Linked DNA regions of Homo sapiens: region 1 is linked to region 2. Evidence: chromatin loops called from intact Hi-C (ENCODE). Cell type or tissue: heart right ventricle. All regions are shown on one strand. Each heading gives the region's core, and the rest is flanking DNA. Links, peaks and the distances in the headings are about the cores only.

Evidence for each region. Hi-C counts contacts between places; a loop is a spot of excess contacts. Peaks named below come from ENCODE experiments on the same cell type or tissue, not always from the same donor. Only the 100,000 strongest peaks of a DNase experiment are listed, where the experiment ranks them.
Region 1: it touches region 2 in a loop (9-fold over the local background); 36 of 110 quality-filtered maps call a loop at or near these places.

What each region holds. Positions count from the first base shown.
Region 1 is chr10:12,891,383-12,906,972 of GRCh38, reverse strand. CCDC3 (coiled-coil domain containing 3) reads left to right here. Exons shown (of 3, transcript NM_031455.4): 3 at 8,294-10,348. The coding sequence ends at 8,557. Among named protein-coding and RNA genes, the nearest start is that of CCDC3, 100 kb to the left of the region's middle. In heart right ventricle, for the core only: CTCF peaks have their summits at 4,460 and 4,664 (motif pointing right); DNase peaks (open chromatin) are centred at 652 and 4,702; H3K27me3 peaks cover 1,025 bases.
Region 2 is chr10:12,261,319-12,269,318 of GRCh38, reverse strand. No RefSeq gene overlaps it. Among named protein-coding and RNA genes, the nearest start is that of CDC123, 69 kb to the right of the region's middle. RefSeq lists enhancers at 4,630-4,729, 4,604-5,142 and silencers at 4,950-5,009, 5,580-5,629. In heart right ventricle, for the core only: CTCF peaks have their summits at 4,782 and 4,981 (motif pointing left); DNase peaks (open chromatin) are centred at 3,388 and 4,958; H3K4me3 peaks cover 545 bases.

The DNA.
Region 1 (15,590 bases), core at 1-8,000, 640 kb before region 2:
AAGTAGAATGTCATCGTTTGGTTAAGGTGTGAGCAGAGATTTAGTGGAAGGAATTAGATGCAAAAAATCACAGACACTCAAGAGGACCTAGGATGCTGAGGGAGGAGGAGTTCCAGCAGCAAAGGTCAAGCTCGGGCGAACGACAATCACAAAAGCTTTGTGTGTCCTTCACCCTACACCAGGTGCTACATCAGATGCTTTACCCTTATCATCTGATTTCATCTTCAGAGCAGTTCTAGGGAAGAGGCTTTATTAGGCCCATTGTATACATGAGGAGACTGAGCCAAGACAGGTTCATTGACTTAAGCAAGACCCCACTGTCCGATGGTGGGGCTGAGTGGGCTCCCTGACCTGTGGACTCTAACAGGTATCTGGGTACGTGGAGTGTGGAATCGTTTAAGCCAGAATTCAGTCCCAGAGTTACCTGAGTCCAAAACCCCTTCCTACCCACACTGCCCGGCTACCTCCTCCCCCGGCAGCATCAGGAAGCGGACGCAGGAGAGGCTGCTGTGGCCCTGCCCAGCTAGGCCGGGTGCTGCCTCATGGAAAGGAAACTCCTGCCCCAGCCTCTTCCCTGACTCCATCTCCGCCTTCCTCTTCATTTGCCTCCCCTCCCGCCACAGCCTGGGCATGAGCGTTCCCTTTGTTTGGGCTCCTGGCACCAGGGAAGCAGCTCTTTTGACTTTGGGTGGAGCAGAGAACGAGCTGCCAAGCCACATGCAGTCATCTCAGGTTGTCCCTCCAGACAGTCCTCAGAAGAACTTCCCTGCTGTCACTTCCCAGCTTTGGGAGTTTTTTCAGCAGCTCTGGGCATCCTCCAGTGTGGTCCTGTCGAGTCATTCAGGAAACCGTTCTGCGTGGACGTGGCTCTCTGCCCACCTCCTCATAGATCTCTATCTCTAAAGGCTTTTAAAGAATGGGAGAACAAAGCTGCATTTCCAACCTGTTTATGGAAAACGCCAAAAGGCACTACGGAGGACGTGGGTAAAGGCCCATGGGCTTCCCATCAAGCTCCCCAGAGTCCCTGAATCATGTGGATAATGAAGGAATCTTGGCCTCTGCCCTCTACGGGGCCAGAAAACACAGCGCCATGTAAACTTTTCAGAATTAACCGGCCAACTGCGGGACTAGAGCAATCCCCTGCAGACCCTTATCCACACTGACAGTTGATGTTCCCAAGCAGGGCACAGGGGCTTGCTCTAGGCTCATCTGTCCAATGTCAAGGGATGCATTTTAGAAACAGTCAGTCGTGCTGGGAAGAGCTGGTTTGTTAATTTCCACCTGGAGGTTTGAAATTGGCTGCAGTACATTGAGATGGAGTCAATAGGACCTTTGACAAGGATCGTGGAGACCTTGAACCATGACCTGGCAGCCAAAGCCATCATCACAAAACAATGTCTGAAAGTGGTGGGAAAGGGGTGAGATGTGGACAGTGAGGTTCTTGGGCGTCTCTGGCACCAGGTGTTTTTTTCAAACCCTTTGCCCTTCATCCATTCTTTGCCTGTAGACCAGCTGCCCTCCAAACCCATCCTATTCCCACCTGCGTTTGCCTTGAGCCCCTCTTGAGGTTAAGATTCAGCATCTTTTCCTTGTAAAGGGCCAGATTTTAGGTTTTGTGGAAGCAGCCGTTGCAGCTACTCACCTCTGCCATTGCAGCACAACAGCTGCCACAAACAAAACATAAACTGATGAGTATAGCTGTGGTCTAATAAAACTTTATTCACAAAAACAGGCAGGGGGCCAGATGTGGCCCATAGGCCATCGTTTCCTGATCACTGCTCTGGGTTTTCTTTTTTCTTCCTTCTCATTTTTGAATCCCGAGAACAGGAACAAAGTGTTAAAAAAGCAAGCTATTTGTCTGTGTTGTTGCTTTTGGACTGTTCTTCCTTTATATTTTTACGTTTCAGAAAGTACACTTTGTCTTGTCTTTATACGTGGTTATTTAAATTAAAAGCAGCTGTGAAAGGCAAGAATCCTCTCGGTGACTCTTTGGCATGTCTGGTGCCATGAGATATTTTTTTAAAAAAACATACTGTCTTTTTGTTTAGCTTGATACAAACTTGCTATATTCCAGAATAACTGGGGGGGACTTTCTGCACCATACAGTGCCAGGCACACAATAAATGCTTCTTGCCAGAATGAATGAACATATGGAAGCCAAAACGCTTTGGAAATGAGAGGTGATTCTAGATGGTATCATGGATATACTTCCTTAACTGCTCAAGATGTTGATGGTGAAACTTTCTCACACCTGAGCTTCCCGGAGAAACCAGGAAACTTATAGGAAGACTTCAGGTGGAGGCTCCGGGTAAAGAGCTCTCCACGGATTTGTCCCGTCACTGGAGACAGGTGACCCAAAAAGGCCACATTAAGGCCACTCAATCTCATGGATGCATGAGCACCCCATCTTGCCATCCCTCCCCATTGGCCTGTGGTCCTAAGGATAGAGGAGGATTAATAACTAGTGAGCCTGAGCCAGTCTTTTTTTTTTTTTTTTTTTTTTTAAGACTGGCTTTTGCTCTGTAACTTAGGCTGGAGTGTAGTGGTGCAATCATGGCTCACAGCAGCCTCCACCTCCCAGGCTCAAGTGATCCTCTAGCTTCAGCCTCCCAAGTAGCTGGGACCACAGATGTGCACCACTATGCCGGGCTATTTTTTATTTTTATTTTTTAGAGATGGGGTCTCCCTGTGTTTCCCAGGCTGGTCTCAAACTCCTAGGCTCACGCAGTCCTCCCACCTCAGCCTCGCAAAGTGCTGGGATTACAGGCGAGAGCCACCATGCCCGGCCTAGTGAGCCAGTCTTGCCTAGTGAGTTAGTCCTCGTGGCCAAGTGGAACCACCAGATGCTCCCTCCTCCAGCTCCCATGAAATACTCACGGGAAGTGTACAGACCGATGACTGGAAAAGAATCATGATAAAATGAAAAGGGGAAAAAATTAGAACAGAAAACTGAGTAACAGCAGGACTCCAGTTTTCTTTGAAATAGTTATCTATTTATACCCGTAGGAACAATACTAGGAAGAAATGTTACAATGTCCACAGTGATTATCTCTGTACCATAGAATCATTGATGATTTTGATTTTCCTTTTGTTGGTCCCATATTTTTAAAAAATGTTTTTTCTACAATCAGTGTGCTTTGATGGTTTTAAAAAGTGTTATTTTAGACAGATAAGGAAGTATGGATATCCCAGCCTAACTTTTGTCTTTTCGAAAATAAAAGAGCAGGCTCCCAGGGCAATCTTCCCATCTGCCCTTAGGCAGGCATCCTATTGGCCACATGGAAACTTCCAGAGAAAAGCTCTGGGCAGGCAAATGCCAGAGGTACCCAAGCACCTGGGAGGCGCTGAGTGCTGCAGGCCTGAGCGGGGCCTGCCTATGAGGAGTCTGTTGCTTTGGGGCTGCCCTGTAGGACATTCTCTTTGGTTCTTCTTCAAAGAAAATATGGCAGTACCTGTTTCAGCTTGGCCTGGCCTTTCCCTGCTCTTCTCAGTTTACCAAAAAATACCACAAAGCAAATTGAGCAAATAGCGTATCTGGACCTTTTTTTCTTTTTAAAGCAGTTTTAAAAGGAGATGGATTTCATTTGGAAAGCATTCCAAAGAAAGCATTTCTTAAAGAAACACACATTTTGGAAAGCACAGCTCTCCTCTAGAAATTCTTGCTTTCTTAAACACAGGATTTTCTTTTGAGGTGATAGCTGGGATGCCAGAGGGCTCCATCGGCTCCATCAGCAGTGGCTTGGTTATTTTATGGCGTTAGCCTCAATTCACATGACACAGGCTCCCCCTACTCAGAGGCATGGCCCACTTTGCTGCAGAGATACAGACCTGCCTGCTAAGCAGTCCTGGGTCATGGCTGTGCTATGTTGGTTGTCTTGGATACGTTACTAGAGTCCTTTGATGTCTTTTGCTCCTACTGAAACCCTACCCATATTAGAGGCCACGAGGACCAAAGAATGACATGTTCACCAAGGAACTCTCATCCCATCCACGCTTTTCACATTCACCTTTGCTTGGGAATTTATCATTCCCATCTCAATGATCCTCCCACTCCGGATACACACACAGATGCACTTCAAGGCGTCCCTCTGTTCCATCTTGGTTTTTACAGCCTGGGTCAAGGTCTTCCTTTTGTCTGGGCTCTAAGTCTTGCTGGAGGTGAAATTCATCCTCTTGCTAGCCTGGAGAACAGCTGTGTCCATGGTCGAGGGCTAACTGTGAAGAGTGTTGTGTCTTAGAAAGAACTCTTAACACGTGATCACTCAAGTCCCAGCATCCTCCTCTATTTTTCACGATTTTTAAACGCAGCTTCTGAACACCGCCATCGAGCCTGCCTTCAACTCTTCTTTGATGTTATGTTCCAGCCACTATTGGGTTCTGTTCTTTGAAAATTCGAGCAAGCAGTCTTCCAAAACCCCAATCCTCTTGTTGTCATGGACTTTGGACTTTTTTGTCTTGTTCTTGGTTGAAGAATCTACCATAACTTGTAGAAAACTCATGACTTAATGAGGGAGTGTCATTATACAGTGCTCAGCCTGGTACTTGGCCATATTAAAGCCTAAGTTCCATAGCTAATATCTATCCACAAGACAATAGAAATACTGTCAGTTCTCCCGGGAATTTCTCATGCCCACCTTCTCATCTTTTTGAGGGGGTCTCATTTTGGCCAGAAGAGGGCAGTGTTGCACATATGGTCTCCCCTGTAACAGCAGCTTCCCCGGGAGCCCAGAGTTTCTCATTAAATGACAGGTATTATTGGAACATTCCACTTGGCTCCTTTTTCTTAACTGTAGGCCTAAAAAGGCCAGGGCAGCAAGGATGCAAAAACCATTGTGAACCAGGCCTTCAGGAGCTTGTGACTTGTGAATGTCAAGGCCCTTGAGTCACATTCTCCTAGTGCCACCAGGTACTTGGCGTGTGGTGTGAATAGCTACGGCGTGCCATGGAGACTGGGGAGGGGGACACATTACATACACAGGGAGACCCGGTGGAAAGCATCGTGAAAGGGGACCACAGAGGGCTTCCAAGATGGCCAGGCGGAGATGGGGAGAACAGTGCTCCAGGCGGGAGGAAGAGCCTCTGGGATGAGAAAGCGCTGATGTGTTGGAGGAAGAGCTGGGTGGGACCCAGTGTGCCTTGGGTATAAAATGTGGGAACAGAAGGAAGAACACTAAGACTGGAGATGTTGGCCGGGTCCAATCACAAAAGTTAAAGGCTTTAGGAGATTTGACTCTATCCTATAATCACGGCTAACAGTTAGTGAACGTTTACTGTGCACGAGGGCATGGTTCTAAACATTTTTCAAGTAAAACTCATGAAATCCTCCCAACAACCATGATCATCCCACTGAGAGTGGCCAGGTTCCCTGAGACGTAGACTTTGGAATAAGAGGTGCAGGTGGGCCAGGTGCAGTGACTTACGCCTGTACTCCCAGCACTTTGGGAGGCCGAGGCGGGCAGATCACGAGGTCAGGAAATCGAGACCATCCTGGCCAATATGGTGAAACCCCATCTCTACAAAAAATACCAAAAAATGAGCCGGGCTTGGTGGCTCGTGCCTGTAGTCCCAGCTACTACTCAGGAGGCTGAGGCAGGAGAATCGCTTGAACCCGTGAGGTGGAGGATTGCAGTGAGCCAAGATCACGCCACTGCACTCCAGCCTGGCGACACAGCAAGACTCCATCTCAAAAAAAGAAAAGAAAAGAAAAAATAATGTAAGAGGTATAGGTGGTGTTTTCAAGAATGCTCCTGGGATTAATACCTTGGGTAGAAAAGAACAAGAACAGGCGGAGGCAGACATCAGCCTGTGATCCAGTCTCAACAAAGGCTGTAGCCTACCCCAGGACACCCAGCAATGGGGACCGCCCTTCAGAGATCTTCCAAGTTGGGATGAGGGGCCTTGGTCTTCATACCCTGGTGTCAGCCAGTCCTTGGATACAGGTGCTCCAAAGAAGGGGGCGTGACCTTGGGCAGTTCTCTTAGGTCAGGGTCAGTTTCCGGAGAGAGACTCAGCTTAGGGCTATCGGCTATCGGTCTGCAGCACTCCAAGAAGCTGGGGAAATCAATCCTTTAGTACTGAAGTGGGTTCTGGCTAATACAGACCAGAGTCCACTACTCTGAGCCTAGGAAGCTTGCCCAAGGTCTCAGGTCACTCGTCAGTGGAAGAGGCAGGACTGGAAACCAAAGCAGCCTGGCCTCAGGGTCTGAGCTCTTCACCCATCACCATCATATTGCAGTGTAGATAGTGGGGCTCGATGGAGTTTGTTTTTTTTTTTTTTTTTTTGAGATGGAGTGTCTCTTTGTCACCCAGGCTGGAGTGCAGTGGCGCGATCTCGGCTCACTGCAAGCTCCGCCTCCCAGGTTCACGCCATTCTCCTGCCTCAGCCTCCCGAGTAGCTGGGACTACAGGCACCCGCCACGACGCCCGGCTTTTTTTTTTTTTTTTTTTTTTGTATTTTTAGTAGAAATGGGGTTTCACCCTGTTAGCCAGGATGGTCTCGATCTCCTGACCTTGTGATCCGCCCACCTCAGCCTCCTAAAGTGCTGGGATTACAGGCGTGAGCCACCACACCCAGCCCGGCTCAATGATGGAGATTTCTAAGCAGAGGAAAGTTGAGGCTCAAGTCTTTCTTTGGGAATGTAGCTTCTGATGAGGTAAAATGGGAGAAAGGAGAAAGATTGGAGAATACCTCTTTTTATATATATGCTCACACACACATATAAAGGAAATGCCAGCCTTATTACTGTATTAATCCGTTCTCACACTGCTAATAAAGACATACCTGAGACTGGGTAACTTATAAAGGAAAGGTTTAATGGACTCACAATTCCACATGCCTGGGGAGGTCTCACAATCATGGTGGAGGTGAATAGGCTCAAAGTCATGTCTGACATGATGGCAGGCAATAGAGTGTTCAGGGGAACTGCCCTTTCTAAAACCATCCGATCTCTTGAGACTTATTCACTATTAGAAGAACAGCACAGGAAAAACCCACCTTCATGATTTCATTACTTCCCACTGGGTCCCTCCCATGACACATGGAGATTATAAGAGCTAGAATTCAAGATGAGATTTGGGTGGGGACACAGCCAAACCTATGAAATACAAAATTCAAAAAGTACAAAAGTGAAAATGAATCTTCTTCTTCCTGTCTTCTCTGCTCCCCGGATATGGCCACCCTTACCCGTTTCTTGCATATGCTCCCAGAGATAGTGTATGCATATTTAAACGGACACAGATGGGTACCGTATTTCGCACTCTTGGTATCACACTATACACACTGTTCTGCACAGCTTTTCAATATGAACACCACTTAGACATTGCTACACCACCATTCACACGGAGCTGTCTTGTTCCTTTAAAAACGGCAAACCTTTGCATTGTGTAGATTTACTATAATTTATGGAACCAGACCTCTCTTGATGGGTATTTTTTGTTCCCAATCTTTTAATATAATAATGCCATAATGTTTGCACATGTGGCAGCTTGCACATATGAGAGTATTTATCTGAGATAGTCCCAGAATTACTAGATCAAAGGGTATATGCAGTTATTTTGACAGAGCCAGATTGGTCTTTATAGATGTCAACACTCTACTGACAGTATGATAGCACCTGTTTTCCCAAATCCTGACTCTGAAATTTTGCCAATCTAATATGTGAAAAATAGTAATTCACCATGGCTTTCATTTGTTTTTTTTATGTTATTATGAGTGGGGTTAAGCATCTTTTCATGCGTTTAAGAGATACTGGCGTTTTCTTTCCTGTGAACTATCCACCTTCTGTGTGCTGGCCAGCCCAGCTAAAGGGAGCAAAGAGAGTCTGTTTTTGCTGAAGGGAACCCCTCCCTTCAGTTGGACAGGCCAGCATTGATCAGAGCCTTCGCGAATGTAAGTGGCTCAGCCTTTGTTAATTAGGCCACCTGACTCCCCCCATTCCCGGAACTGTCCACCTTCTGTGTGCATTTCTGGTTTTGGTCTTCTACCAAAGCGGGGCTCTTTCCTTTTTGCTACGCATGACAAATATTCAGAATATCATTTGAAAACGACATCTTCCAAGGAAGCCAAGTATGGAAAGCAAAACGGGGGCTCTGTATTTGAGGCCAGGGCAGGATTCACAGGGTGGAGGGCGGGGAATGTCACCGTCAAGGACATCCTGGGGTTTATGCCCATGCTGGGGTGGGGAATCGGGGTCTGTGTTGCTGTCAGCACTCGGGGAAGCTTCTGGGACTCCCCTGGCCGCAGCGCAGTTTCTGGGACTCACCTCCTCTCCTTGCACGCTGTCTCTGCCTCCAGCTCATGTGCTCCTCGGTGCAGAAGGCCTTGTTTGAGGAGGAGGACCACGTCAAGAAACTGCAGCAGAAAGTGGCCACCCTGGAGAAGCGCAACCGGCAGCTCCGGGAGCGAGTGAAGAAGGTCAAGAGGTCCTTGCGGCAGGCGCGTAAGAAGGGCCGCCACCTGGAGCTGGCGAACCAGAAACTCAGTGAGAAGCTGGCGGCGGGCGCGCTGCCGCACATCAATGCCCGGGGGCCCGTGCGCCCCCCCTACCTGCGGGGGTAACGGGCCTGGGGGCTGCCAGGTGTGCAGGGCCAATCCTGACGGTAATTGAGAATGAGTGAGGTTTCGTACATGCAGCTATTTCAAGGGTTGTAAGAGTTTTTGTTTTTAATCACGCATTTGGTAGAGTCTAAATGGATAAAATGCAAGGCTTGCTTTCCCCTTGGGTGCTGGCCTCAATGTCAGACCCCACGCGCTGCCCCTTCCTGGCCTGACCCCAGACGCAGTGCCTGGCAGTCCAGAGGCAGTGGGATCCCTGAGTGCTGAATGCTCGCCTGCAGAGCAGCCCAGAAAGAGCCCTGACTGGGGAGAGAACATTTTAGAATCTCTAGTGTAAAAGACATCAACGTGCTTAGCCTTTATTTCAGAAAAAAATCAGGGTGGTTCCCAGCTCCCCAGTCCAGGACAACCATTAGTCCTGATGAGTGAGCTGACGCTGGTGCTGGAACCTGCTGGCACCTCACTGGCCACATCTTTGGAAGGGGATGGTGGCCTTGCATCCAAGATGCCTGAAAATCAGCACGTGCAGGGCCTCCCTATCCAGCCAGCATTTTCCTTCCAGCTGAGGCAGGTGAAGACTTCATAAGCTCATCACAGGGGAGGGAATTAGGAGCAGGGCAGCAGGTAATTAAACAAGATAAATTATACCTGATTTCCAACACCAGCTACAAAGAGTTGAAGATGATACCTATGGGTCGCGTTAACACAGGGGGCAACTGCCTTGATCGGCCTGCCATGGGTCATCAGACTGCTTCCTAAATTGAGAGAAACTGAGCAATCTCTCAGCCACTGCTATAGTCTAACTTCTTGTTTGCTGAGTAATTGTTTCTAATGTCTCTGAACTCAAAGTGAGGTGCTCCAAGACGCTGTGAACTTCTGCAAAGACACCTCCTTACCTACTGGGATCACGTGACCTGACCTCACTCCCAGCCAGGCTCCCAAAGGGCTCATTCCAGCCATTCCAATCTCTTCTTCTTTATGCAAACACTTTTCCCCCACAACAAGCCTTGTTTGTTCCGATAGGAATACGTGTACGTCAGTGCACTTGTCCTTACGTCAGTTCCTTACACCACCAAAGCACTTCACCTTTCTGGAAATAAAACTTTTAAGACACTACTATAAGTAAAAATGAGAGTATTCACTAGACTTATTGCTCAGGCACATTTGAGTGGGTCCCAGCTGTGTGATTAAGAAGTCAACTGGGTGGCCTTTTCTGGGTTATCTTCTGATCATGGCCTTTCAACCCAACAAGGGCCCTTCCCTGCTCTTCCACCAGTAAAGGCTCCTGGCCTCTCATCAGGATCTGCCCCCCAGAGACCCCCCCCAGACACTGCAGGGCCTGGTGATGCTGTCCTCTGTACCGGAAATGGCAGGCACTGTCAGATTTCCACTCTTCTGCCTTTAGGAAGGCTGGGTGCTTCTTGCTCTGACAGCCAGTCTGGGGAGATGACTCTTACGTTGCTTGAGTCTTGGTGGCAGGCTGCTGTCCACGGGGGAGAAGTCTCTGCTCTGGACTGGACAGAAGAGAGACTTTTACCCTGGGGCACTCACACGGCCAAGCTTCTGCCACCACTTCATTAGCTGTATTCTCCATAGTATGGTGAAATAGCAGGTGCGTCTTCTAGTTTATTCCTCCTGGGGACATTTCCTCAAAGCAGTTTTGCGCCCCCGCAAGGGAATGGTCAGCCTAAGGGTAATGTACAGCCCGTGCTTGGAGAACCATGGAAGCTACACCCCTACAGGTGCATACTGTTCTGCTTTTCCAATAAATACGAGCGGCGATTTCAACCACAACAGTGAGATGATGAGTGTTTCTTTTGGGTCAGGGAGATTTCAGGATTTCCAGCTTTGGCCTGGAAAAGTGATTTAGATCCTCTGGGGGGAATGCCTGTGAGTAACACCTGGGGCACTGAGGAGCCTGAATTCAAGCCTGCTCTGCTGGCCCTGTCTGGATGTGGCCTCACCCCATCTCGCCCTGGGGTTTCCGTTTCTCAACACACCTGCAGAAAAGCAGTGTTCTCCTGCCTGGCTCCTCACAAGGGACAAGCAGCAACATTAATCAATGTCTTCAGAAAAACACAGAGGATCCCCAGGTCCCTGTTACCTGCTGCACTGTCATCTTATGCTACCCTTGTCATCTGTTAATTGTAGGAATATATTATGCTTCACACTCTAATAATTACTCCGACCTTGATGCACTGTAGCCAGCCTGTCCGGGCACTATCTCCAAGATCCAGACCATTGTTTACTTTCCCTCTGTGGTACAAGGAGCCCAGGAGACTTCCAAACTCAACTCACATAACAAGAGCCAGGTAGAGTCTAGAATCTTCAAACTGCAGTTTCCAGAAATCAAGATAGCAGCATGTGGGCCATAGCTAGCAGGGGTTTAAATTCTTGACCTACAGGAGTTTGAGAGCAGCCTGGCCAACATGGTGAAACCCTATCTCTATTAAAAATACAAAAATTAGCAGGGCATGATGGTGGGTAGTCCCAGCTACTCAGGAGGCCGAGGCAGAAGAATCACTTAAATCTGGGAGGCAGAGGTTGCAGTGAGCTGAGATTGTACCACGGCACTCCAGCCTGGGCAACAGAGTGAGACTCCATCTCAAAACAAAAACAAAAGAAAAATAATTCTTGGCCTAAGCCATGGCCAAAAAAACCAGAAAGTCCATTTATTTAACCACAAAGCCAACATAGCCAAAAATCAGACGTAGGGCAACTTAGGTTGAAGTCATAGCCTTACCAGAACTCATAGAAAAATCTCAGTAACTCACTGGGAATGAGGGGGACCTCAAAAATCTTAATAGATACATTCAGTCCAATTCCCCTCAACTCATAAACCCTATTGGGCTTTCCTGCTAGCAGAAACAGCAGCTCCCTCCCTGTCTGATGAAGCTGTCCTTACCTTGCTTAAGGACCACACGTGGCCTTTCCTGAGATAGTTACTGTGTATAAAGAGCCCAGTTGTCTTCACGCCCCACTCTCAGAACCAGCTGCATGATTTGCAGGACCCCAGTGCAAAATGACAATTCAGAGCCCGTTATTAAAAAAATTGAGAATTTCAAGGCAGCAACAACAGCAAAGCATTAAACCAAGTGTGGGACCCTCTAAAGCACAAGGCTCTGTGTGACTGCATGGTCAGAGGCCCGTGAAACTGACCCTGCCCATGCTACCTTTCCATCTTTACCTCTAGATCTATAATTAGATTAATTGAGCATAGGGAAATTCACCAAGTCACACTCAGAAAACTGCTTACACACCAAAGTAATTTCAAGATTTTGCTAATTTATAGTGGTTAAAGCCTAAGGGTTATACGGTGGGAATGGATATTTAGTGTCTTTCCTAGATTAGCAAAGGGGAAACCTAAGTTTAGATTGTGCAGAATTTATTTATATGGGTGTGTTTGATAGTGTCAGGATTCAATGTGCTAGCTAACTCAGGCAGCTGGAGGTGGTTCTTGCTCAGTTACTTGAACTATAGACTCAATGGTAACCTATGCTGAATGAAGATGAGATGCCAGAAGTTGCTAGGTATAATTTAGACAAAATGATCCAAAGGATTAGGGAGACGACAGGAAGGTTCTAATTGCAACTCAGTCAGCTAGTTCCTACCTTGGCACCTGAGAAGACCCAGAACACATTCACTTTAAAAAGTATCACGTGTTGGCATCCTTGAAAAGCACAGAGGCAGCCATACTTGGAAGCTTAGAGATGAATGTGGGAGATGCTGCCATTAACCTGGGTCCCTGAGCTCAGTGTGGATTATGGGGTACTAGGGTACAAACACCGTGTAGCCATGCTCAACTTCCAGACACAAAGTGGATGTGGTCATTGCAATAGGAAGCAGGGCCAAGGAAGTCATCCAAATTGTGGATCATAGAGTTCCTAGGACTGAAAAGTAGATGGACCTCCTAGGAAAGGCTGGACTGATTTGTATACCAGAAAGCAAGACAGAAGAAAGAAGAGAGAGAGAGCAAAAGAGAGCGAGCAAGTGAGAGAGGGAAATAAAGAGGAAAGGAAGGAAGAGAAAGGAAAGGAAAGGAAGGGAAGGGGAAGGGAGGGGAGGGGAGAAGAGGGGAGGGGAGGGGAAAGGATGGGAGAAAGAGAAAGAAAGAGAAGGAAAGAAAGAAGAAAGAAAGGAAACACATGAAAGGCAAGAAAAGGAAGGAAGGAAGGAAGGAAAGGAGGGAGGGAGGGAAAGGAGGGAAGGAGGGAGATCTAGGCCAGGCGTGGTGGCTCACGCCTGTAATCCCAGCACTTTGGGAGGCTGAAGCAGGTAGATCATTTGAGGTCAGGAGTTCGAGACCAGCCTGGCCAACATGGTGAAACCCTATCTCTACTAAAAAAGTACAAAATATTAGCCAGGCATGGTGGTGGGTGCCTGTAATCCCAGCTACTTGGGAGGCTGAGGAAAGAGAATCACTTGAACCTGGGAGGAAGAGGTTGCAGTGAGCCGAGATTGTGCCACTGCACTCCTGCCTGGGTGACAAAGACTCTCGAAAAAAGAGAACTCTAGATCTGGCAGACAGAAGCCTGACTTGAACTTACATGTATGGGAAATTCATGGCCATTCAACCAATTCCAAGACCTAAGACAGGTCATAGAGCCCCTTGATCAAAGGAAGGTCAGGAACCCTTGAAGAAAGACATTGTGGTAACGTTACAGGATGCTATGGATCTTCCTAGACTATTAAAAAGGGAGCTTCAGATGCTCACCAGTGTAAATGTGCACCACAGCAAAGGAAATCCTAAAACCTTTGAGAGATTATTGATGCTGGTGCTGAGCTCTTACTGAGACAACAGTTAGAGGGGATGCTCATGGGGGTCAGAGAGTAAATGGTGCTCAGGCACAAATCCACCTCACATTAAGCCTCATGAGTCTGTAAACCCATTCTGTGGCTATTTTCCCCAGCTCCTGAGTAAGTAGTCAGAATAGACATTCTTGGCATCGGGCAGATGCCCACATTGGCTCTCTGAACAATGGGGTTAAGGTTATTGTGTCAGGGAAGGTCAAGAGGAAACCCTGGAACTCCAATTTGTTAGTAATGCTAAAGTAGATAAAGAGTAAATAAAATATAAACCAGAAGAATAATATTTTACCAAATGGAGAATATTAGCAAAAAGACAGAAATTATAAAAAGGAATCCAATGGAAAATCTGGAGTTGAAAAGTAGAAATAACTGAAAAATTCACTAGAGGGGCTCAACAGCAGATTTGAACAAGCAGAATAATCAGTGAACTTATAGATTATCCAGGCTGAGAAAGAGATATAAAAAGGAATGAAGAAAAATGAACAGAGCCTAAGAGATGTATAGGATGCTATCAAGTGGACCAACATACACATATTGAGAGTCCCAGAAGGAGAGGAGAAAAAGAAAGGGACAGAGAGTAGATTAGGAATTCCCAGGTGCTGGACATGAATGGGGAGTGGCTATAGGGTTTCTTTTGGAGTGACAAAATGTTCTAGAATTAGATAGCAGTAGTATTTTACAACACTGTAAATACACTAAAAACCACTTAATTATACACCTAAAAATGGTTAAAATAGTGAATTTTTGTATGCAAATTTTATCTTAATAAAAGAAAATCATAGTCTCAGTTCCTCCTGCCTTCCCTTCATCAATATAAACCCTCACTGGATGCAACTTACCCAGCACCAATGTCTTTACTTGTACCATTTCCTCTACCTTTTGCCTTGACCTCTCTTTGTCTACCTCTATCTGAGAAAATCCTACTCAGGTTTAAAAATCTTGCCCAAATGCTATCATGATTCTCATTCCTCATAACAACTTTTGTAATTCTTTAAAATATTGTAGTTTGGAAGTGGATAGCTATTGAGAAGACCTGGGCTATCCAGTCTAAGCCCAACTGGAAAGTTTTGCTAAGTATCAATTTGTTAAATTGCACGTTAAAAAAACACATAATATAAAACTACTCTGTTAACCATATTGAAGAGTGCAGTTCAGTAGTGTTAAACATTTTCATACCATTGTGCAACAACTGAGTATCACTGAAATCTTGATTGGTGAAGTTTTCCCTAACCCCCTAATTGGAATCAATGACTCCTCCCTCTGTAATTCTATAGCATTTGGGGCATGCTCTTGTTCTAGACCACATTTCTTTCCAGTTAGCTCTTGTGTCTGTTCCTCTCACTAATGTTTGAGCTCCTTGAGGACAGGGCTTGTGGCTAATTCACTTCTGATCTTCATGGCCTGCACATTGTGACACTAACTAAATGCTCATCAAGGACAGAATAAAGGGATGAAGATGGCAGCATCAGGTACCAAGGCTGCCAGCATCATAAGAACTGGAGGTGTGAAGTGAAGGAGACAAAGAAGGACTCTTCACCACTCAGGTTTCCTCCTCTTCCTCTGCAACCTGGTCTCGCATCTAGCCTGAGCCCTGGCCAAAAGCAGGGGCCATGATAATCATTCCTTGGGTTCCAGGGTCTCATCAGTGGCTGGCCTCTAGAAAAATCCTACACCAGAATAGTTGCATGGCTAAATCCTCTAGCAGCTGAACTGCTATGATTCAAAACTGTTTGTTCTACGTATGAAGATTTTTCTAGCTTCCAACTCTTTCTAGCTTCCAACTCTCCTGGACTATAAGATCATGTGAAACATCCCCCAATAGTACCATTGGCTCCCTACCTTGCATGACCAACTATACAATAAGATGGCTACATGGCAAACTCACTTCTTGGTTTCCCAATAAATGTTTCTCCAGGGAGGGGATTAGAAAGCCCCTTGATTTTCTCCCCCCTTTGCCCTCCTGCTGCCACTCCCTGGGTGTCTCCAGATCATATTGGCTTTGGCCCTGCAGGCTGCACATAGTGAAGGGGTAAAACTCTAATTAGCTTGTCTGTGGCTTTCTTCCGCTTTTGCTAAGGGCTCAGAAAGGAGGCTGAAAAAGAGAACTAAAGTGAAACATTTTTGTTATGTTTTTTTCCAACTAATCCTGCTTCCCTTGAAAGGATCACAAGTTGGCTGCATTATTCTGCCCCTACAAGATGAATCTCCAGTTGCCAGATGCTTGGGC
Region 2 (8,000 bases), core at 1-8,000:
TCTGTCTCTGATCATCTTATAGGGGATTTCCTACTGCAGGGAAGAGAGAAGTGCTGAGTTCAAAGTTTTTGAGACTGTGGTGACTGATTTTCTGAGCCAAAAGTCAGGACACAAGACGAGACTGACAAGTAAGAATGGACTTTCCTGAATCAAAGGGAGAGACTTTAAAACCAGACAGCCCTTGCAAATTCAGGGTGTATGGCTACCTTGATTGTCCTCAGGGACCTGAGGGACAGAGACAACAAAGTGGAAGCCCCCACCTGTGGGGCCCCCTCACCTGGGCAGGGTGAAGGCACACGGTGCTGTAACAGGCTCATAACTGGGCACTCCCTGAAACCCATAGTCTTTAGGGATTTCTTCGCTGATTCTGCAGATAAGAGCCTGAGACAGACGGGGCACAGGTCTGATAACTCAGCCTTTTTTGTCCCTAACAATTTAGCTCCAACTCCACACTATGTGCCCCACTTAGCGAACAAGTTCTTCAGATGGAAGGCAGTTGAGCAGCTTGGAGTTGTCACTCTGGTATGTCCTCACAAGTAGGGTGGGTGGGGAGTGGGGTGTCTTACCTCCATCTTAAGTCACTTATCAAAGTATTTCTTCCTACCACTTGGAACAGTCTATCTGATTTTTCATTTTATTATTTTTCTTTTTTTTTTTTTTTTTGTATAGACAGGGGCTCACTACATTGCCCAGGCTGGTCTTGAATTCCTGGCCTCAAACAAGCCTCCCACCTCGGCCTCCCAAAGTGTTGGGATTACAGGCATGAGCCACCATGTCCAGCCTAGTCTAACTGATTTAAAAACACACACGCACACACACATTTTAATTGACAGATAATAGCTGTACATATTTACAGGGTAGATAGTGATGTTGCAATATACATAATGTACAGTGATCAGGTCAGGGTAATTCCTATATCCACAATTGCTGGAAAAGGAGGAGAGACCCAAGAGACCAGTCTTTTGGACTTGAGTTTTTGAAAATATATATTTAATTTTAAAAACTTGCAAAACAGGCCAGGCACGGTGGCTCACGCCTGTAATCCCAGCACTTTGGGAGGCCGAGGCTGGCAGATCACCTGAGGTCAGGAGTTAGAGACCACCCTGGCCAACATGGTGAAATCCCATCTCTACTAAAAATACAAAATTAGCTAGGCATGGTGGTGCATGCCTGTAATCGCAGCTACTTGGGAGGCTCAGGCAGGGGAATTGCTTGAACCTCGGAGGCAGAGGTTGCAAGTGAACTGACATCATGCCACTCCACTCCAGCCTGAGCAACAGAGTGAGTGAGACACAATCTAAAAAAAAAAAAAAAAAAAAAAGGCCAGGTGCGGTGGCTTACCCCTGTAATCCTAGCACTTTGGGAGGCCGAGGTGGGCGGATCACAAGGTCAGGAGATTTAGACCATCCTGTGAATGGTGAAAACCCCGTCTCTACTGAAAATACAAAAAAAAAAAAAAAAAAAAAAAAAATTAGCCGGTCCTGGTGGTGGGTGCCCGTAGTCCCAGCTACTCCAGAGGTTGAGGCGGGAGAATGCCGTGAACCTGGGAGGCGGAGCTTGCAGTGAGCTGAGATTGCGCCACCGCACTCCAGCCTGGGAGACAGAGCGAGACTCCGTCTCAAAAAAAAAAAAAAAAGGCTGGGTGTGGTGGCTCATACCTGTAATCCCAGCACTTTGGGAGGCCGAGGCAGGCAGATCACAAGGTCAAGAGATTGAGGCCATCCCGGCTAACAGGGTGAAACCCCGTCTCTACTAAAAATACAAAAATTAGCTGGGCGTGGTGGCACGTGCCTGTAGTCCCAGCTACTCGGGAGGCTGAGGCAGGAGAATCGCTTGAACCCGGGAGGCGGAGGTTACCTTGAGCCAAGATTGCGCCACTGCACTCCAGCCTGGCGACAGAGTGAGACCCCGTCTAAAAAAAAAAAAAGGCAAAACAGATACACAAAAATAGAAAATCTAAATGGTTCTATATTTATTTATTTATTTAAGTCTCTCTCGGTCGCCCAGGCTGGAGTGCAGTGGCGCGATCTCGGCTCACTGCAAGCTCCGCCTCCCGGGTTCACGCCATTCTCCTGCCTCAGCCTCCCGAGTACCTGGGACTACAGGCACCCGCCACCACGCCCGCCTAATTTTTTTGTATTTTTAGTAGAGACGGGGTTTCACTGTGATAGCCAGGATGGTCTCGATCTCCTGACCTCGTGATCCGCTGGCCTCAGCCTCCCAAAGTGCTGGGATTACAGGCGTGACCACCGCGCCAGGCTATATATATATATTTTTTAATCAAATCTATAATAGAGGCCTTTCCTAAAAAGAAAAAAAAAGCCTTTTGAACATATATATTGCAGAATTACATAGGATTACATTTCTACACCAATTATATTGCCATTTAAAAATATTTCTCACTTGGTTACATAAAAATATTATTCTACAACAGTGTAATATGCATTTTTTATTCTGTCTTGAACATCTTTTTATATATTTATTGTATATTTGTGTTTTTTCCTTTATGAATTGCCTGTATAACATCCTTAACCCAATCTTATTTTGTTTAATTTTGAAGTCCTTTTATTTGTATGTTAACTATATTAAGCTTTGATCTGGCATATTTGTTACAAATTTTTTTTTCTATTAGTTTGGCTTTTGATTTGGTAAATGACATTTTAAAACATGCACTTGTTTTTAAATTGTATTTGAAATTTTTAAAAAAGAATAGTCTACCTGAGAAGACCTCTGAGAAATATGATTTTCCATCTCATTACAGCTCCATGACACTGTAGCGTGCCTTACAGATTGGCACCGCTAACAATTATACAGCGAGCTGGTCTACCTCTCAATGCCTCTTGATCATGAGCTCTCAGGAAATGACAGCTCCGGGAATTAATATCCAGAAGACGAGTCTTGGCCGGGCGCGGTGGCTCACACCTGTAATCCCAGCACTTTGGGAGACCGAGGCAGGCGGATCACAAGGTCAGGAGAGCGAGACCACCCTGGCCAACATGGTGAAACGCTGTCTCTACTAAAAATACAAAAATTAGCTAGGTGTGGTGGTGTGTGCCTGTAATTCCAGCTCTTTGGGAGGCTGAGGCAGGAGAATCGCTTGAACTAGGGAGTCGGAGCTTGCAGTGAGCCGAGATCGCACCACTGCACTCCAGCCTGGCGACAGAACGAGACTCTGTCTCAAAAAAAAAAAAAAAAAAAAAAAAAAAAAGCCTCTGGGCCCACCTCTTCTCTTCAGGGCTCCTACAGATAACACATTGGTCCTGGCCACTAAAATGTCCCAATGCCAGCTGAGAGAGGAAGATAAGAACTGGCAGGCCCCCCTTTCCTCTGGAAGTTGTGTCATATTCTGTGAACTTGGCCTCAAGAGGGAGATAAGAACTGGGTAAGGCTCACTTCCCCACGGAGATGGTTTCATGCCCAGTAGACACTTGCCCCGAGTCCGGAGAAGCAGTAGGTGCTTTGCAAATATTTACCTAGCTACATGGCAACCGGGCAGTGCTGTCAGAGTTCTGTGTCATTTCTGGGCCACACGCCCCACACCCCATTCTCTCCTCTTGCATTACAAAGGCTACGTCCCTTCCCACAGCTACCTTTCCACAAGTGTTCAAAACCACGTGAAGGTCAGACTCCTTTGATTTCTAAATCATGCCCTTAGCCAAGATTGAACTTCCAATAGAGAAAATTTTAGGTTTGCTTTCATGTGTGAGGTGAAATGACTGTCCCTTTGTCAGAGGCGTTTGAACCAGAGCAACTCCATCTTAAACAGGAGCTGGGTAAAATAAGGCTGAGACCTACTGGGCTGCATTCCCAGATGGTTAAGGCATTCTAAGTCACAGGATAAGATAGGAGATCCGCACAAAACACAGGTCATAAAGACCTTGCTGATAAAACAGGTTGCAGTAAAACAGTGGCCAAAACCAACATGGCGAGGACAGTGTCCTCTGGTGGTCCTCACTGCTACACTCCCACCAGCGCTATGACAGTTTACAAATGCCAAGGCCACATCAGGAATTACCCTGTATGGTCTAAAAAGGGGAGGCATGAATAATCCACCGCTTGTTTAGCGTATCATCCAGAAATAACCATAAAAATGGACAACCAGCAGCCCCCTGCGCTACTCTATCTATGGAGTAGCCATTCTTTTATTTCTCTACTTTCTTAATAAACTTCCTTTCACTTTACTCTATGGACTCGCCCTGAATTCCTTCTTGTGCGAGGGTCTCTTGGGGTCTAGATCGGGACCCCTTTCCGGTAACACCTTAGATTTAAGAGTTCAGGTTCATCCTTCCTTTGTCAGGAATAAGTATCATAAGCAACACAGCCTTTGCTTGTTGCTAGTTCTTTTTTTTTTTTTTTTTTTTTTTTTTTTTTTTTTTGAGATGGAGTCTCGCTCTGTCACCCATGCTGGAGTGTAGTGGTGTGATCTCGGCTCACTGCAACCTCCACCTCCCAGGCTCAAGCGATTCTCCTGCCTCAGCCTCCCCAGTAGCTGGGATTACAGGCGCGAGCCACCGCGCCCGGACACAGCCTCTGCTAGTTCTGCCACTGATCTTCCCACAGGTACATTAAGGAAACTCAGTGTTTGGCGCTTAAACAAATCAACAACAACAAAGCATGGTAGAGAGAAGGCCCAGAGCACCACCCTCCCACGCTGTCCCTCGGGAGCTGAGGGGAAAACACCCAATGCCTTCAGAGACCAGCTGCACTAAACCGCCTTCTCAGAATGAGGGAGGAGCTACTGGCTTGGGGATGTCTCCAGAGCACATTTCTAGAAACACTTGAGAATACGAGAGAAAGAGAATACGAGAGGAAGGCCTAGGTCACTGAAAGCACAGGGAGCAATTTAGGCTTTTGTCTCGGTGTAAATGACATCGTGAGCCGTGCCCCCGCCCCTGCTCGTGGCCTGAGGGCCTGGGGGAGGGCGGGCATCCACCTGGCACTGGCGGCCTCGGCCTTCACCGCCGCACGCGCGGCGCCATCTTGTGGCCCATCCCTTTCCCAGGCTGGAAGCAGCCACAGGCCGATTCTTCCAGCCTTACAAATTCTGTGAAGTACAGTATTTAGACTATTTTTGATTAGTTTAAGAAAACAGCATGGCCAGGCGCGGTGGCTCACGCCTGTAATCCCAGCACTTTGGGAGGCCGAGGCAGGTGGATCACCTGAGGTCAGGAGTTCGAGACCAGCCTGACCAATATGATGAAACCCCATCTCAACTAAAAATACAAAAATTAGCCAGGCGTGGTGGCACACGCCTGTAATCCCAGCTACTCGGGAGGCTAAGGCAGGAGAATCGCTTGAACCCGGGAGGTGGAGGTTGCAGTGAACTGAGATGGCACCACTGCACTCAGCCTGGGCAACAAGAGCGAAACTCTGTCTAAAAGAAAAAAAAGAAAACAGCATTATGCTCAACAAATTAACGCAGAAACGGAAAACCAAATACCGCATATTCTCACTTATTAAGTGGCAGCCAAACATAGGGTACACATGGGCGGAAGGAGGGGAACAAGACACTGGGGACTCCCAGAGGGGAGAGGGAGGGAGAGGGGAAGGCGTGAAAAACGACCTGTTGGTTACTGTGCTCACGACCTGGATGAGGGCTTCAGTCACACCCTAAACCTCAGCATCCCGCAATATACCCTTGTCACAAACCTGCACATGTACTTCCCAATCTAACATAAAGGTGAAATTTTAAAATCAAAAAAGAAAGACAGCTTCAGCTTCCACTTCTTAGTTGAAAAAGAGTCCATGACACATGTTCCATTGGATCTAACAGTTAATAAATATTCACTGCGACTTCCCCCACCCCAAAGTCAGCAATCATAAAATAGGAAGAAAATTTGAGGAAGGAGTTTGACAGTTCTGCAAAAATAAAAAATAAAAAGTTTTTTAAAATGAGAATTATGTACGGGCACAGTGGCTTATGCCTGTAACCCCAGCACTTTGGGAGGCCAAGATGGCTGATCACTTGAGGTCAGGAGTTGGAGACCAGCCTGGCCAATATGGTGAAACCCCATTTCTACTAAAAATACAAAAATTAGCCAGATGTCGTGGTGTACCTCTTTGGTCCCAGCTACTCAGGAGGCTAAGGCAGGAGAATTGCTTGAATTCAGTAAGTGGAGGTTGCAATGAGCCGAGATTGTGCCACTCCATTCTAGCCTGGGCGACAGAGCTAGACCCTGGCTCAAAAAACAAAAACAAAAATTATTTTTCTTTCTTTGAGAAAAAAAACCTTCATCTAGAGGTTCAAGCCATAAGACTATGTTGTACCAGCTCATGTCTGAATGGTTTAAAAGGGAAGAGAATTTTTCCAGACATAGTCATGGATAGGTTGGTTTCAGACAGACAACCTGAAATGAACCTGAGGTTTGGGTTTGTCTATTAACTGTTTTTATTTTGAGAAAGAATTAACCAGAGCTGTCTGCATGAATCTTAATGTAAACGATGCAGCTGTCCCATTTACTTAGGAAAAAGATCACACAATTGACTGTACCTGCAGAACCAGGGCTGAGACAAAGGTGTCCTTGTTTTCAGTCCCCCAGTCTTATCTGTAGATCTTAGTGTTCAATTTAGAGAGTAAACCACACTGGTTAGGAGTGGTGTGAAGTCTGTATGTTGTGTGGTTATGAAATCAAAGCTGGGGTCTGTGGCTGGGTAGTGGTGGGGGGTGGCACTGGAGTTCCAAGCCACTGGCTATCTTTACAACCTTACAGCAAATGGACCCTCAAATCCAACAACCTGTGAAACACCGCAGCCCCCTAAAGCTACAAACACCCTTCTGTGTTTTTTTCACTCTTCTCTTTGTTGATGGTGATACCACAGTGTCAAGTTTACAGAAGATGCTCAGTGAATGGTCTTGTGTGGTTGGCTGATCTCATCACAGCATCAGAAGTACTCAAGGCCTGGGACATAATGGCCCTTGAAGATATACCTGCTTGATCGTATTTTTTTTTTCAATTAAATCAGAATTCCCTTTGCTCAAACTCTTTTTTTTTTTTTTTTTTTTTTTTGAGAGAGAGTCTTGCTCTGTCACCCAGGCTGGAGTGCAGTGGTGTGATCTTGGCTCACTGCAACCTCTGCCTCCTGGGTTCAAGTGATTCTCCTGGCTCAGCCTCCTGAGTAGCTGGGACTACAGGCGCGCACCAACACACCCAGCTAATTTTTTATTTTTTTTTTTTAGTAGAGATGCAGTTCACCATGGTAGCCAGGCTGGTCTCGAACTCCTGATCTCAGGCAATCCACCCACCTCGGCCTCCCAAAGTGCTGGGATTACAGGCGTGAGCCACGGTACCCGGCCGCTCAAACTCTTGAGTTCTTTTGTTCAGATTAAGATTGCATGATCTGGCCAGGGACAGTGGCTCATGCCTGTAATCCCAGCACTTTAGGAGGCTGAGGCGGGTAGATCACTTGAGGTCAGGAGTTTGAGACCAGCCTGACCAACATGGAAACCCCTTCTCTACTAAAAACACACACAAAAAATTAGCTGGGCGTGGTGGTGCACACCACCATGCCCGGCTAATTTTTGTATTTTTAGCAGAGATGGGTTTTCACTATGTTGGCCACACTGGTCTCAAACTCCCGACCTCAAGTGATCTGCCCGCCTCGGCCTCCCAAAGTGCTGGGATTACAGGCGTGAGCCACTGCTCCCAGCCTGTCCCATATTTTGAGCTATGCTCACCCCTGGCTTCCAGAGAGCTGAGGTCAGAAACCTTCCTGACACTCAAAGTCACTTTCAGGCTCCCCCATTATTTTCCTGAGAGTTTATTGTGACACCTCATGATCATCTAACATAGTTTGGATGTTTGTAGCTGAAGTCTCAGCTACTCAAGAGGCTGAGGTGGAAGAATCACTTGAATCCGGGAGGTGGAGGCTGCAGTGAGCCAAGATTGTGCCACTGCACTCCAGCAGCCTGGGCAACAGAGCGAGACTCTGTTTCAGACAAATAAATAAATAAAAAAGATGAGACAGAGAAGCCTCAGACAGCAGCATGAATCAGGTGAGAG